2 separate regions of the Mus musculus genome follow, and region 2 is linked to region 1. A link is a loop called in an ENCODE intact Hi-C map of the cell type or tissue named here. Cell type or tissue: left cerebral cortex. All regions are shown on one strand. Links, peaks and the distances in the headings refer to the core of each region. The heading gives the core; the rest is flanking DNA.

The links. A loop is a pair of places that touch in the nucleus more often than their neighbours do. Peaks named below come from ENCODE experiments on the same cell type or tissue, not always from the same donor. Only the 100,000 strongest peaks of a DNase experiment are listed, where the experiment ranks them.
Region 2: a loop joins it to region 1, with 2.2 times the contacts of the local background. A loop is called at or near these places in 3 of 42 quality-filtered maps.

The regions. Positions count from the first base shown.
Region 1 is chr5:85,769,038-85,777,385 of GRCm38, reverse strand. No RefSeq gene overlaps it. Among named protein-coding and RNA genes, the nearest start is that of Gm24626, 56 kb to the left of the region's middle. In left cerebral cortex, for the core only: CTCF peaks have their summits at 4,526 and 5,132; a DNase peak (open chromatin) is centred at 5,121.
Region 2 is chr5:85,582,676-85,591,023 of GRCm38, reverse strand. No RefSeq gene overlaps it. Among named protein-coding and RNA genes, the nearest start is that of Gm35251, 120 kb to the left of the region's middle. In left cerebral cortex, for the core only: a CTCF peak has its summit at 4,128 (motif pointing left); a DNase peak (open chromatin) is centred at 4,107.

The DNA of each region.
Region 1 (8,348 bases), core at 171-8,170:
CTAGTGTATGCAGTGGTGTCAGCGTTTGGAAGCTGATTATGGGGTGGATCCCTAGATAAGGCAGTCTCTAGATGGTCCATGTAGCTGCCAGATAGTGATTTGTGAGATTCCAGAGAGACATTAGGACAGTCCTTGAAAGGTGTAGTGAGTCAGGCTTTGTGGCTGTAGAGGACTACAAAGCTGGCAGCCAGGGCAAAGAAAAGATGGACGTGTGAGTTAAACAAACCTGGCTGGAAGAGTCTTATTTTGGAGAACTTACAACATACGGATAGAATTAGACTTATTAAAACCTCTAACATCCGCCCCAACGTATTCCGTAGTAAAATTCATATCTTAACAGAGTCATCTCAAAGATTTTTAAAAATTATATAAATATAATATTATGTATATAGTTGTTTTGCCTGTACATATGAAAGAGCACTGCTTGCCTGGTGCCCACTGAGGCCAGAGAGAATGCTAGATCCCTTGAACTGGAGTTATAAATAGTTGTAAGCTGTCTTCTGTGAGAGCAACAGTTGATCTTAACCACTGAGCCATCTCTCTATCCCCTCAAACATTCTTTTTCCAAAAAATATCAATAGGAACATTATAAAGGAGACAATGCCATTACATTGAATATGACAATTTCTACATCTAAGGTATACTGAAATATGATTTACTGTTCTTGACTTTTTTCAGGAACTAATATTTGCTATCTGGAGACAGAATATAATTTTTTCAATAAATTCTAAATATTAAAATATCAGATTGGACCAACCTTTTCTGGGTGGAATTTTCTGAGAGGAAGTAGAAGGCAGAAAAAGCCATAGCTCATGACATGAGGACCTCTGTTTTCTCATCCATGTGTGTTCTACTCCTGGATTTTCCTCTCCGCTTGTCAAAAAATTTGTTAATTTTATTTTTAACTTAACGAAGTAAGAGTATTTTGTGTGTGTGTGTGTGTGTGTGTGTGTGTGTGTGTGTGTGGAGAGAGAGAGAGAGAGAGAGAGAGAGAGAGAGAGAGAGAGAGAGAGAGAGAGAGGGAGAGAGGGAGAGAGGGAGTGAGAGATTCCTTAGTAAACATTTGCTGACTTGTTTTTAATATATTTTGTCCAATTCCTTAGAAGACGCATAGCCAGATATTTTGGATATGCAGTTGTGGTCTTTGACAGTTTTAAAGTGCTCATCAGCAAAGACTGACAAGTTAATATTTTTTCTCATCACTCATCTGAATTGTACTTACCTGTCACTGAACTAGAATATTTATACCAGGAATAAGTAAAATTTATTTCAATAAATTTTAATAAATAAAGTATATTTACATATAAATTGTATAGGAATGTGGAATTATGAGGACATTATTTATCATCTATCCATGTATTTGCATATTATATATTTATCTATCTACTCTATCTATCTATCTATCTATCTATCTATCTATCTATCTACTCTATCTATCTATCTACTCTATCTATCTATCTATCTATCTATCAATCATGTATCATCTAGAAAAGAAAAGAGCATTTGGATTCCACACTCTGGGAGTTGTCCTTGGTAAATTAAAGAGGAAATGATTTTTGTATATTATATTGTACTCTATTCTGATTATTTATGAAATGGACTTCTATGTATTCTATGTTATTTCCATTTATCTGATTTACAATGTTGTTCACATTTTACTGAATGTGGTTGGTATTTTTAATAGCAATTAAAAAAAACCCAGTACCTTGCAAATGCCAACAAAACAGAATTAATTGCTGTAAAGTTTTCCTACATTTAGTTCTGGCCACAATTGTATGGTGTTTTGTTTTGTTTTGTTTTGTTTTGGTAAACAACCCTCATAAATTTATGAAAAACCCTCATAGCTGTTTTAAAATTAAATTAACAAGAAAACAAGAATACCTATTTGTGAAAATATCTGTTATAAAGTTTCTCTTAAATATATCTTGCATTTTATATCATATATTTTATTTTCTTGTGCTATTGAGAGCTAAGTTTCCAATTTCACATTTGAACAATACAAAGGGGAGGAGCCACAATGCTCAGTCTAATTACATGATTCCCAGCTTAAAATGAGTTTCATGTTCCTAGGACTCAAACTATCTTTATTAGTAACCATCAATCAGAGATCATTATTAATGCCACTAGTTGAAGTTTCTAACAGTTTAGTTTATTGACTGTTTATGTCACAGGTCAGGTACTGAGTGAGTAAAAAAGAATAGTGGGTGGCCCTGGTCTTTAAGGAATTACAGTCTAGTAGTGATGATGGGCTTGCTTAATCAGTCCATTATCATCATGGCAGAAAGCATGGTAACAAACATGGTGCTGGAACAGTAAGTGGGTGAGAGCGACACCCTGAACTGCTTGTCTCAAAGTACACCCCCACCCCCAGGGATGCATTTCCTCCAATAAGGCCACACTTCCAAATCACTAATCTTTCTAAGGTAGTGCCACTTCCCGAATACTAAACATTCAAATACATGAGCTGATGGGGACCGTTGTCATTCAAGCAACCACACCCAAATAAAAGAAAACCTAAGTTTTAATACATATATAATTCCATTACAAAATATATCTTCATGCAATTCTGAAGTAGGTAACTGTATGAGGAAAGACATTGACAACTCACAGGTTACAACAGAAACTCCACCAACCCCCCCCCCCCAAAAAAAAAGAACAAGAGAGAGAGAGAGAGAGAGAGAGAGAGAGAGAGAGAGAGAGAGAGAGAGAGATGCTATTTAAGTGTTTCTATATGTAGTCGCAGTGGGTTTACACTATAAGAAAAATACTAGCAGTGGTGGCTTTTGGGACAGTTTTAGACATAACTTAGTATTTAGTTTTTGTCTGTACTAACTGTAAATTTGTGTTGGTAACAGTTTCACAGGTTACCAATGTATAGAACTTGTTTGGTGAAATGTCATAGTCATTATGTTTTCTTGAGACCTATACAGGATACTGTGTGGGGTCATTCCTAAGGAATACTCAGGTCAGGATACATCAATCAACACATCTCCCTTGTGGGAGCTTTCCAGATCTCTTTGAGTGCCCAAGGATCACACTTCTTGAAGTGCACTCTACAAATGTGCTTGTGAGCATTGGTGATATAGCCTCAGGTTAGCAGCTTTTCCATGGCAGACTGACCCTTCTTTTATCATCTATACAGAAGCCATTCTGCCCATCCCAAGTGAGAGAGGGAGAATGTGAGGAGATGATTTTTTTTAAAAGAGTTTCTTATGAAGTGGTGATACAGTGGAAAATGTTAGAGTTTGTCCCCAAACTGTCAAATATATCTAGCTCACAAAAAGGAGAAATAAGTGTTTTGTGAAGCCATTTTTTTTATGAATGTTGGCTGACAATTGTGAACTTCATACAGCCTCAAGAGAGACTATTTTCTAGAGAGAAAAAAGATATGAATGGACAATGAAAAAAATCTAGGAATTATTATTCCCAAATAGAATGCAAATCTAGGCTTTAAAAAAAAACTCAATGGTACCAAACGTTTTTGTCATACTGATGTCTCTATTAATATACATACTGCTTTCTGTCTCACAAACCCATATCAATCATACTTAAATACATGCCCACATTTATACACAAATCCACTAGTGACTTAGACAGTGCTGTTTGTGGATAAAGTATGCTCTGTTTTCTAAATCCTTCAGTAATTACTTTATTTCTTGAAGCATGAGATTTGATTACCAATTTACAACTAAGAACATTGGATAATTTTAAAACAGTCTCACAACTTATCTCAAGGAGAGCAGTGATGTACATGTGGAAAAACTTGAGCTGCATCTCTGCCAAAAAAATATGTAGGACTTCAGGAAAACCCGAGGTAGAGGCTGGAAAGATGGCCATTTCATAAGGTGAAACCCTTAAATGAGGACAGAAGTTTTAAAAGGCAAAGGAATTTGAAGAATAAAAGGTGCTAACCAATACCCCATAAAATATAGTTCTTAGTTATCCCTATTCATATTTTTGCCATGACTATACCACGGGCATAGGACATGAAGGTGAGATCAAGATGTGTTGAGGGTGCCTTGAAAGAAGTTTGAAGCAGCCAGCAGTGACTAAATGTGATCAAGACACATTGTACCCACATAGGAAAAGTCCAAAGAATAAATACAAATATTATAAGAACTCTTTCTTAAAATTTAAGTCATAGTGAGTTTGTGCATGAGAACAGGAGATACACGTTATTCATTACCTTTACACAGGTTTTTCAATGTCATTGAAAGTCTCTATTTTGGCTTTTGCAGGGTAGAGTCCATGATGAATGTTGACTGGAAAGTGAGAGGAAGGGTCATGTTAACGTACGACCCTGGAAAGTCTGCCTTTAAATATGGAGAAAAGCAAATCTCATGCATGTTCCGTTCTTCCAACCACAGACTCCACTTCCTCTCTTTCAAATGTTATATCCACCACTACAAGGAAACAGAGTGGATATGCTGTAGTATAACAGAGGGGTCGCACTGTTAGATGAAATCCCCAAAGTCTAAATTCCAAGGAGACTGATATCTATGCTTGGTTATGCTGAAAGATTTTTGCCACTAGAGGATGCAGAGGAGCTAGCTGAGTGCTTTGGAGAGAATATTTACAAGCAAAGACAAGAAAAGATTAATTTTTAGAATGCAAAGCAAATTCTTTAGAAGAAATGGAGACGACGAGACAGAATATTAAATGGTCATAGGATATGAACTGGTAATTTAGGCATCCAGACTTGCCAATGAGTAGATAAGATAATAATTTATTAAAGGAGTGGAGTAGAACACTGATCTGACCAGAGTGGTGACAAATAAGGAGTTTATTTGGGGTTTATGGAGAGAGAGAGAGAGAGAGAGAGAGAGAGAGAGAGAGAGAGAGAGAGAGAGAGAGAGAGGAAGGGGAGAGGGAGAAGGACATAGACAGACGGACAAGTAGACAACAGATACCGCTCCCCCCCCTCCCCCGGGCTCAGGGACTAAAACCAGCACATGGCTTTTGAGACCTCAAAGCCTGCTCCCAGAGACATACTTAGTCTGCCAAGGCCAGACCTTGTATTTTTACCAAAACACCACCACCAAGTGGGGCCTAGTATTCAGATGCCTAGGGCACTTCTCATTCAAACCACCACAGCTGGGATGGGGGAAACTAGTGAGGGCAGGAGGAGTACTGCAGCCTCCTACTGGGTGCCTGTGAGTCCAACAGGCAGTCAAAGTGAAAGTAAGAATAGACATTCATTTCCTGATTAATTTGCATATTGCAATTAGCGAACTGAATCTTTTGAAACCCCACCAGTGCTGCTAGAGCTGAAGTAATAGATCTTTTCTCACGGGTTAGCCAGAATGATTCCTGTTCCTATTATTATATTCCATCATGTGTCCTGAGATTTGTGCCACGGTTGACAATAGTAGAGATTTACAATTACTTTTCATTGACTGCTTCAGAATGCTTTGAATAATATGATTTCATTGTGTAAAATACAGAATTACAAATGGCTCTCCCATAATATATGAGTATATTGTTTATGAACTAAGAAGTATTTGGTGACTTACTTGCTTGTAGAAAATCTCTGTTCATTTCAAAGACCAAACATCTGTTCTACCCCCAATAGCTCCCGTTTTGGCAAAAACAAAAATTTTAATTTAAAATTCCACTAATACCTGGAATTTGTTTCTTCTTGTTGTTTATAAGAAATTTCTCTATAATTTTTCTTGCTATTTTTAGACTTTTCAGCTCTTTTCCCAATCTCTGCTTTAACATTTCATTTTCATGCTCTATGTCCACATCGATAGGATGCCTGAGCTCTGCATCTCCTGAAAGTGCTAATAATTTCTTCTTTGGAGGAAAGTGTATAGATGAGTTTTAAATCACAGTCCCTGCTTCAGTGTGAGTTTAAGGAGGGAGAGGAGATAGCACACTCCCCTTTCCAGATGCACTGGATGCCTCTTTTCAGAGAACCTTGCATTCAGTTAAGGAACAATTGTGGTTTCCCCCTCCAATCCATCATGTTTAGTTCTTCTACCTCAAACCAAGCAACATCAAAATTGCCATCCATGAAGCCATCAATTTTTCTATACTTTTATGTCATTGTGGAGAGAGAGAGAGAGAGAGAGAGAGAGAGAGAGAGAGAGAGAGAGAGAGAGAGAGAGAGTTCTTATGAGTAATACTTCTTACCTCTAAAATTATAGAGTTTTTACTTATTTCTCACATTAAACGAGTTATTTAATTAAAGGAAATACCATACGAATCTTATAGTTTAATATTCTCTCAGAATGAAACCATTTTTCTAATATTTGGGTCATAAAGTACTGAAATAAGAAGGCAAATAGAACAAAGGAAGCAAATAAAAATCACTTTAATATAAACAATTAATAATAATGATGATGATAAATTTTAATAATGTCCAGTTAGATCAAATCCTTTTATGGACACAGAAGTTAAATTTAAATTCTTACTCTAATGCACCCCATGTAGAGCTCAAATGTGAAAACCATGTTAAAGCTGACTAACTGTTCAAACCCACATATAGAGTCTCTCTCTCTCTCTCTCTCTCTCTCTCTCTCTCTCTCATAGAAGTACAGCAACACTGATAGCTATGACTGACCACAGTAATGCTGTTATTGTCAGGAGCCATTTGGACAGTCCCAGGCGACCAAAGGTTTCCTTTGTACATCAATCATTGGTCGAGTATTGAATGGATGGCTAATGATTTTGTTGGCCTGTGGTTATGTACATGTCTCTTTCTAGGAGAACAATAATCATCCCATTTCTGTCTTAGCCTTGGGCAGAGTGAGGGTGAGAATAAAACGTTCTGTGTTTTGTCCAGAGGATAGAGATGCTACCCTAGAGGCCGCCCACATTGAGAGTGAAATCTCCTGCCTGTTCTCAAATGATGGTCATGTACTAATAAGTCTTAATATTTGGAGAGTTGAGAGAGAATACAACATGTGACTAGCTACATCCTGAACTTTGAAACTCTTAATAATTAGTAACTGCGTAGTTGACAATTACTACCAATAATAACAGTGAAGTTACTTAGTAACCTCAAAGCTGGGAGTCACAATTAAAATGTGGTGTATCTATCACAAAAAAGACCTCCCCCCAATACAGACCTGTGGAGGTGGGTTTAGTGTGTGAGAATTATTAGCATGGATATCAGACCATTTACAGCCACAATTTGCAGTATTTCTTTACTTCTATAGTGTTTAATTCTCTCTTCTCCCTGTAATATCACATATCTGTATTTTTTCATTGCTTAATACATTCACTTAAATATTCTGCACTGTGTATCCTGCTTTTGTTAAGAATATGGCTGTAAGTTTAATCCTCCAATCTTATCTTTATTACTTGTGATCTTGGATAACTCAAGGGCTCATTTCCCATCCACTCTTAACTCTATGCCATCAAGCAAGTCATTTAACTTCTCTGCCTGTGATGGGTAGTTTGTATATGTGATGCTGTTTTAAATATTTCATGACTGTGAATATAAGACATTCTCTGCCCTTCCTGTCACCACTTATGGTCAACAAAATAATTTATAAAGGTGTACTGTGATGAGTGTGAAATGTCAGATGTCTAGACAACAGTCTTGTGTTGGGTTCTACAGGTCTTTGCAAATGTAGAGCTTCTGAGACTATTTCAGTTTATTACTTGTGTATGGAGGCTAGTGGCGAAACTGAGATTTGTTAACATCATTAGCTCCTTTTTCCATCTCTGTCTTGCAGGGTGTCACTCCATTGTGAATTTGGTATCTTAGTTGACTTTTATTGGTAAAATATTCCTCCTCCTCCTCCTCCTCCTCCTCCTCCTCCTCCTCCTCCTCCTCCTCCTCCTCCTCCTCCTCCTCCTCCTCCTCCTCTTCTTCTTCTTCTTCTTCTTCTTCTTCTTCTTCTTCTTCTTCTTCTTCTTCTTCTTCTTCTTCTTCTTCTTCTTCTTCTTCTTCTGTGTGTATCATACTGCTAACATAACATTAGTGTTAATCATACTGTATATTATAATGTCATTCATGAATAATTCATACTTATTTTATATTTACCAAAGCATGTCTTCTGTGGTATTTTGGTGAGCTTCTCATTTACCTCTCATTCACAAACTTCTCCAAAGATCTGCTTATACTTGTATCAGAGAACAGATTGATTGTAAAGCGGGATTAGTTAGACTGGGCTACATGATTCAAGTCTGGGTAATCCCAGAATTACTGTCTGCATGCTGGAGAGCCAGAGAAAGCAGTAGTTGCTCAGCCTATGAAGGTGGGGACCTCAGGAAATATCAGTTACGCAGGCTTAGGGCCCAGCTGGAGGGCTGAAGAAGGTAGATCTGATGTCCACAGTAAAGGCAGCAATAAGGGACATTCATCCAGGAAGAACTCAGCTCTCATGTGTGGGTGG
Region 2 (8,348 bases), core at 243-8,242, 190 kb after region 1:
ATGCCTGTGGAGTCTCAGAAACTAAAAAAAGGACCTGGGATTGCTTTAACGGTATGAGAGTAGCAAAATGAAGGTGATAAGGAAACAGAGAGGGAGCAATATTGGAAGTGGAAAATTTCTCCTGTCGTTCTTCTGTCCTCCCTCTCTCCCTTCTCTCTATCTATCTTGCTTTTCCCCCATTCTTTATTGTGTATATTGTGTGCATGTGTGAATGTGTTTATGCATGTGTTCCTGTGTGTGTGTCAGAGATCAACATCAGATGTCCTTTTCCTTTACACACACACACACACACACACACACACACACACACACACACACACACACACACACACGGCTGGCAGTGAGTTCTAGGTGTCCTCCTGGTTCTGCTTCTCCGGTACTGGGATTACAAGTGTATACAAGTGTACCCACTTTTTTATGTTTTTTTTTTTTAACATAAATTTCAAGGAGAAAATCTCAGGTGCTTCTCCTTGTAAAGGTACAATCACTTTATCAACTGAGCCATCTGTCCAACCCTTCATTCCCATTTATGCTAAAGAAATCTCAGATATCGTCTTACATACAACTTTTATTTTGTTTTTCTTGTAATAGGGAAGACCAGAGATGGCATACTATAACTGTTTTTCATAGTTTTTCAAGATTTCTGCCTGTCTCCCTTTAATATGCCATGGCTCCTTGTTCATCTCAGGCACGTGAGTGTAGATGTTGTACATCTCACCTCTCCTTGCAAAGCCACTGTCACACTTGCTAATTCCCGGGTGTGTTCAACAATTGAATACATAATGTCTATTATTTTTCTTACTATCTGAAACATTCATGTAAACACTTTAAAATATTGGACCTGTAGTTACTTAACTGCACAATATTCAAAGATTATGTGCTCTCCACTCCTTCTGAGCTGCACACTCTTATTCTGTATTATCCGATGGCAATCTCCACAAAACCTCGTTCAGTAGCATCAAATGCTGTCACTCAAATATGCTACTATGTTTCTCTAATTCTTCCAAATATGAGTATTTCTACCCTAGCTAGGGTTTCATATACCAGTTTAACTACATAGATCTACATTTTTCTTCTTATCCAGATATACGGCATTCATTACATTGTTTTACTGTGACAGTTCCCCTGAAATCCCTTAAAGTATCTTGGCGTGTCCTTTGTCTATATTTCCAGGTAAAATATCAATTCCTGTTTCACCTTCTTTCTAGCTTTACCTGTATCTTAGCATTCAGAATAGCTGAGGGAAAACTAAAGTCTTTCAAGTGCACTCACTGGTCTACTTCAAAGCATAATGGGAAGCATTATGCATTTCCTCAGGCTGACAAAGCTACCCAAGGCTGGTTCCCTACTCAACTCACCATCTACCTCCTTCAAGTATCATTTTACACCTTATCTTCCTTGAGGACTTTAGCATCCTTTTACCTTCTTATTCTTTGATGACTCTCTACATAGCAAAGAGAAAATAGAAGAAAGCAGATGTCATCTGCTGACTATGCAGCTGGCCTACTTACTTTCTATCACAGATGATCGTTACCTGTGGAGAGTAGTCCTGTAAAGTTGTGTAAAAGTCCCTTTGAAAATTTCCCCCTTTCTCTTTTTTACTATAGGTGCAGCGGCTCAAATAATAAGCTATTCCTAAATGTGTATCTTTAAAAAGACATTTCATCATCCCTAGGATCCAGGTGTTCAGGAAGTGATCAGGTAGCAAGCAGGTGCTAACACAGGATCCGCATGTGATGTAGTTAGGTAATCTCCTGAGCTCAAAAAAGAAAAAAGAAGAGCTCACAGTGTCTCAGAACTACCCTCCATTGCACCTCTGCATGGTTGTTTTGGGCTTTCTCAAAGCACAGTGGTTTCATGGCAGGATCATTGTTCACAATGCAGTTTAGCACTGCACAGTGGGAGTGCCCCAGGAACTAGGGAGCAAATTGCATTGTCATTCCCGTCCTCACCTCAGAACAGCAAGATACATCACACAGAGTCTATTTTCTGGTCCTTTTGATTTAGGCTGGATCATAAACTGCAGAGACTTATGAGGATGGAATACAAACCTCACACCTTAATGAGGAGGAGAATGTCAAAACCCCAACGTAGGGTAGCACATGGGGTGGGAGATGGATTATTGTGGCCTTCCTCACAGGCTAATGGATATTTTCTTCACTACCAAAGTATCTGTATACAAATATTCAACAAAATTAATTTTAAAAATGCAAAAATGTCCTGCATCTCTTTGTCCCCTGACTTGATCAAAAACTATTTTTAACGGCGCAAAATATTTTATGTGTTTTCATATACCAACCTCTTATTTGTTTCTTCCCTTGAGGCATGTGTTATCATTACATTAGACTAAATGCTGTTGCCAAGGTCATCCATCTTTCAAACTGAAGCTTTCCCATTCTGCTTCATGGCCACATTATTTTTTGTTTTATGTATTTTTGTTATTAATTTATTTATTTGTTTTACATCCAAGTATCAGCCCCCTTCTTCTACCAGTACCTCGTCACACAGATTCTCCCTCAAATTCCCCTTCCCCTCTCAGAAGGGGTTGGTTTTTCTACTCCACCCCCAGCTCATCAAGTCACTTCAGGACTAGCTACATCTTTTCCCACTGAGGCCAGACAAGAGTAGGGGAACTATGGATCCATAGGCAGGCAACAGATTCAGGCCCAACCCCTCTCCAGTTGTTGGGGGACCAGACAAAGGCCAAGTGGCACTACCTACATGCAGGGGGGAGGGTAGGTCCAGCCCATGCTTGCTCTGGCTGATGGTTCCGTTTCTGGGAGCCCCAATGGTCAATACTAGTTGACTCTATTAGTCTTTCTGTGGAGTTTCTATCCTCTTTGGATCTCTCAATCCTTCAACAACCTCTTCCACAAGACTTCTGATCTCCATCTAATGTTTGGCTGTGGGTCTTTGCAACAGTTTTCATTGGCTCTTGGGTGGAGCCTCACAGAGGAGGTTTTTTTTTGTTGTTGTTTGTTTTTTTTTTTGTTTGTTTGTTTGTTTTGTTTTTCGAGACAGGGTTTCTCTGTGTAGCTCTGGCTGTCCTGGAACTCACTTTGTAGACCATACTGGCCTCGAACTCAGAAATCTGCTTGCTTCTGCCTCCCGAGTGCTGGGATGAAAGGCGTGTGCCACCACGTCTGGCACAGAGGAGCTTTATGCAAGGCTCAAGTCTGCATTTTAAGGGACTACTCTGGTCTTAGACCATTTTACCTTCATTATGAATCCGTAAGCGCCTACTCCTTGCCATTTCCCTGCCTCTCTTATGCTTTCTTGGGGTATACATGTATGAGCATATGGGCGTTTACTTCTCAATCCCATCATAGCTCCCATCTCTACTCTGACAATATCTAATCAAGTCCCTTTACCCTAAAATACTCTTTTTTGGTGACTTGCATATATTAATTTCCAAAATTTCCATGTGTTCTGAACTTTTATGGTTCTACTTGATGTCTATATCTGGTTATCTGATTGATATAGTGCACTTATTATTTGCACAATAGAATTCAACTGTTATCTTTCTTCATGATATTTATCTTTATCCCAAAATATGTGTATTTCCCAGACCCTCTCATTTTGAAAAATGAAGAAATCAGTAACCCAGGTGCGTTACCACCTGTTAAGGAAGCTTTTGGGAATTTCCTCCTCATACCCTTCATATTCTATTCATTAAAAAGAAAAGTTTCATTTATACTTGTTAAGCATATTCGGACTGACACATTCTGTGAATTCCTCTCTATGATTCTGGCTCCACAACGATGAATCATCAATAATTTATAAAAGAGGACAACACATGTTCACTTATTTTATTCTTTACAAAAACAAAGGTTATCTTCAAGAGAGTTTAGAATGAACATTTTCATTATAATCCTTCAAAGTCTCCTCAAGCACCTTTAGAACCCACGCAGTCTCTTGATTGCATCCCACAAGGTGTGACCCTGCCTAACTCTTCCCTCATCCATCACCTTCACTACTTTCTTGTTTTCACACCATCATCTGGCTGTTCTTTGATTCTTGCAAACTCCTTCTGTTTCTCACACTGGGAGTTCATGTTCCTTCAGCTCTGAGAATCCCCATCAGTTGTTTTCTGCATTTGAGAGAAACGAAAGGAGCCTGATGCGCCCCCTGCTGGTGCTGTTCTGCATCTTTTTTTTTTTTTTTTTCCTCATCTTGCTGTTGCTTTCTAATACTGCTCATAATAATTCCTATGAGCAGGGAAAAGATAACAAAGTAGAATATAAGACTGATTTTCCCTGTTATTTATAAAAAGAAATAATTTAATTTTAGCACATACCTTTTTAGAATAGTAGTATATAACTAAAAACGTGATTTATAACAACTTAAAATTGTTATTGTTATCATGTAACTTTTTTGTGGTGCTGAAAACTGAAGCAGGTAGTCCCAGGACTAGAACTATATTTTCATTAATGCGACCAATTACTTCAGGGATATAACTGACAGTTTAGAAACAGGGGTTTGAAGGGGGTTTCTTGTATTGTGGACATGGTTCATTAAGATTTTTGAGGCTTGCTTGCTTGTTGATATTCACAGGGTTCTCCGCATATTATAATAATAAAGATAATAGGAGAGTGAGAGACATAGAGAGAAAGACACACACACACACACACACAGAGAGAGAGAGAGAGAGAGAGACAGAGAGAGAGAGAGAGAGAGAGAGAGACAGAGACAGAGACAGAGACAGAGACAGAGACAGAGACAGAGACAGAGACAGACAGACAGACTGACAGACAGACCGACAGAGACACAGAGAGATCAGCTGTTAAGTAAATTTTGGGCTCTGTGGAAGACCTAGGTACAATTCTCAGCACATATGTTGCGTGACTCACAATCACCTGTTGAGTTCCATAGGAATTGAGGTTCTCTTCTGGTCTCTGTAAGCATAAGCACATGCATGCCATGTACACGTAAGCACAGAAATAAACGCAAACAATGTAAAGGGAGTTGGAGTCATTGCACAGTTTAGGTGCATCTGCTGCTCTAGCAGAGGATCGGGCTCAGTTTACAGCACCTAAATGGCAGATAGTAACTGTCTGAGACTCTAGTTCCAGGGAGCCCGCAACCTATTCTGGTCTTTGTGGGAATCAGACACACATTGTATATCTACATACAGGCAAGGAAAATACCCCCACACCTAAAATATACATTAAAAAATCCGATTAAGAATAAAAAGATAAGAAAAAAGAAGGGACTTAAGTTACTTTTGTAGCTTCCTTCATCTTCTCTAATGTAGTCTTGCACACTGGTTCTGTTTGGATATTAGTGTGGCAGAGAAAAGGTGAACATATGACTTGTGACACTTTTCAGTGGCAGAACCTAAACCAACATTTCTACATAGCTACAGCAAATTGAGGAAGCAACAAGGAAAGGGATATGTCTAGCCATTCTAGAGGATTCTGATCAATGTCTGCTTATTACATGGGAGAAGGAATGATTAATTTCCAGAAAGGTACAATAAAAGTTGGTCATATTTAAAGAATACTTTAATATAGCTTTCCAGTAAGGTTACACTTTCCACTAAAACTCATAGCCCAAGAAGTGTTGCAGGATACAACAAAGTGTTTTAACAATTAGTGATATGCTTACTAGCCAATAGAGTTCTTCTTCTGTACCTTCATTTTGTTTATTCCTGGCTTTAACCCATCCACTCCCTTTCTGTGAAGTAAATTATGCCTGGCTGTGGAACTGACAGAGATGCTTTGAATTTGTTGATGTAATATCAGATGTTTATCTCTCTATGTCACTCTCCCTAGAACTATTGTAGTGTTCTTCTCTGGAATGTAAACGTAACTTAGTAAATAAAGACAATGGAAGGCTGGGTATAACATCCAACTTCTATGGGTATACTGTTGGAAGAACACAAAAGAGTAAAAAATACTAGTCATTGTTAATCTTCAGATTTCTTGTAAGCCATGAATGACATATCTTCATTGGTTTAAGCAATTCTTATTTAGAATTCCTTTAACTTGATGAACATTCCTTCGACAGATGCAGGGTTTTCCTGGAGTAGCTCACACAGAAAAAGAAAGGGATAGGAGAGGATATTGTACCAAAAGCAATTTGACCAAGTCATCTATGTGTATGATTTTTCCAAACTGGTTTAATGAGTGGAAGTCTTTACTGTGGCCTTGTTTTCATTTCCTGTTACCCCTAGTGCGATGCTCTGTGATACCTTTGATTTCTCTCTATTCTGCTTTTGTATGTTACAGAATAGAATAGAGGTAGCTCCTGCCTGATGTAGTTTCATAGCTTGACATAAAAACCAAATGAAGTAGCTGGATAAAAAATACACACATAGATATCAGTAGCCTTCTATATACAAGTAAGAAAGTTTGAGAAACAAATCAGGGAAACAGCACTGTTCATAATAGACTTAAATAATATAAAATATCCTGGGAAAACTCTAACGAAGCAAGTGAAAGAGTTGTACAATAAGATATTTAAAACATTTAAAAAAGGAATTGAAAAAGATATCAAAAGATGGAAATATTTCCCTGATCAAGGTTTGGTAGGATTCCTATAATAAAAATGACCATCTTACCAAAATTAATTTACAGATTTACTTAAATCACAGTCAAATTTCTGAGATAATATCTTGAGAGATTAAAGATCATTTTTAGCTTCATATAAACACACACACACTCACACACACACACACCAAAACAACAGAATAGATAACACAATCATAAATAACAAAAGATCTGGAGGTATCACCAACCCTGGGATCAAAAATTGTACAAATGACAGCTCATGCTGGTAAGGATGTGGAATATGGGGGACACTTTTCCATTTCTGGTGAGAGTGCAAACGTACAGCCAGTATGAAAATCAGTGTGGAGTTTCCCTCAGGAAGATGGGAATTGATATATCCTATAATCCAGCGATACCTGTCTTGGCCATTAACCCAAGGGTGCTTCATTTTATTACGGAAACAGTGGATAAACACTGTTTATAGCAGCATCATTAATACTAGTCAGAAGTTAGAAACAGCCTAGATGTTTCTCAAGAGAAAGATGGATGAAGAAAATGTAATACACATACACAATGGGATAATACTCAGCCATTAAAAAAATGATAGGATTAAATTTGTAGGTAAATGGGTAGAACTAAAATAAAATAACCCTGAGTAAAGAAACTCTGACCTAGGAAGACAAATATGGTGTTTTGATTATGTTGGGTACTATCTGCTAAGGCAATCATTACTAGTATTCAATAGAACCACAAAGAATAGGTATAGAGTACAGAATATAGGAAACCGGTAAATCTCCATAGGAAAGAGAAATAGAATAGATAATTATGGATGAATAGGGATAGGAGTGAGAGGATCAAGTGGTGAGGCAGCTTGGAGGATTGTTTTGGGAAGGAATATAGAAAGAGACAGCTAAAATCAAGGGCATTTTACAAAACAATATGAAACCTAATATCATAGATGCTTCCTAAAATATATACATATATGAACATGATATAAATGAAATTGCCAAATAATTGTCAAAAAATGGAGTTACAGAGTCCCAGTTTGATTTCTATTATTATTATTATTATTATTATTATTATTATTATTATTATATTCTTTATTTGCATTTCAAATGCTATCCCGAAAGTTCCCTATACCCTCCTCTTGCCCTCCTCCTCTACCCACTCACTCCCTGTACTGGGGCTTATAAAATTTGCACCACCAGTTGTGCCAGCACCATGTGTTGAAAATGCTGTCTTTTTTCCACTGGATGGTTTAAGCTCCCTTGTCAAAGATCAAGTGACTATAGGTGTGTGGGTTCATTTCTGGGTCTTCAATTCTATTCCATTGATCTACCTGTCTGACATTGTACCAGTACCATGCAGTTTTTATCACAATTGCTCTGTAGTACAGTTTTAGGTCAGGCATGGTGATTCCACTGGAGGTTTTTTTATTGTTGAGAATAGTTTTTGCTATCCTAGGTTTTCTGTTATTCCAGATGATCTTGCAAATTGCCCTTTCTAACTCAGTGAAGAACTGAGTTGGAATTTTGATGGGGATTGCATTGAATCTGTAGATTGCTTTCAGGAGGATAGTCATTTTTACTCTATTGATCCTGCCAATCCATGAGCATGGGAGATCTTTCCATCTTCTGAGCTCTTCTTCAACTTCTTCGGAGACTTGAAGTTCTTGTCATACAAATCTTTCACTTCCTGAGTTAGAGTCACACCAAGGTATTTTATATTATTTGTGACTATTGTGAAGGGTGTTGTTTCCTTAATTTCTTTCTCATCCTGTTTATCCTTTGTATAGAGAAAGGCCAGTGATTTGTTTGAGTTAATTTTATGTCCAGCAACTGCGCTGAAGCTGTTTAT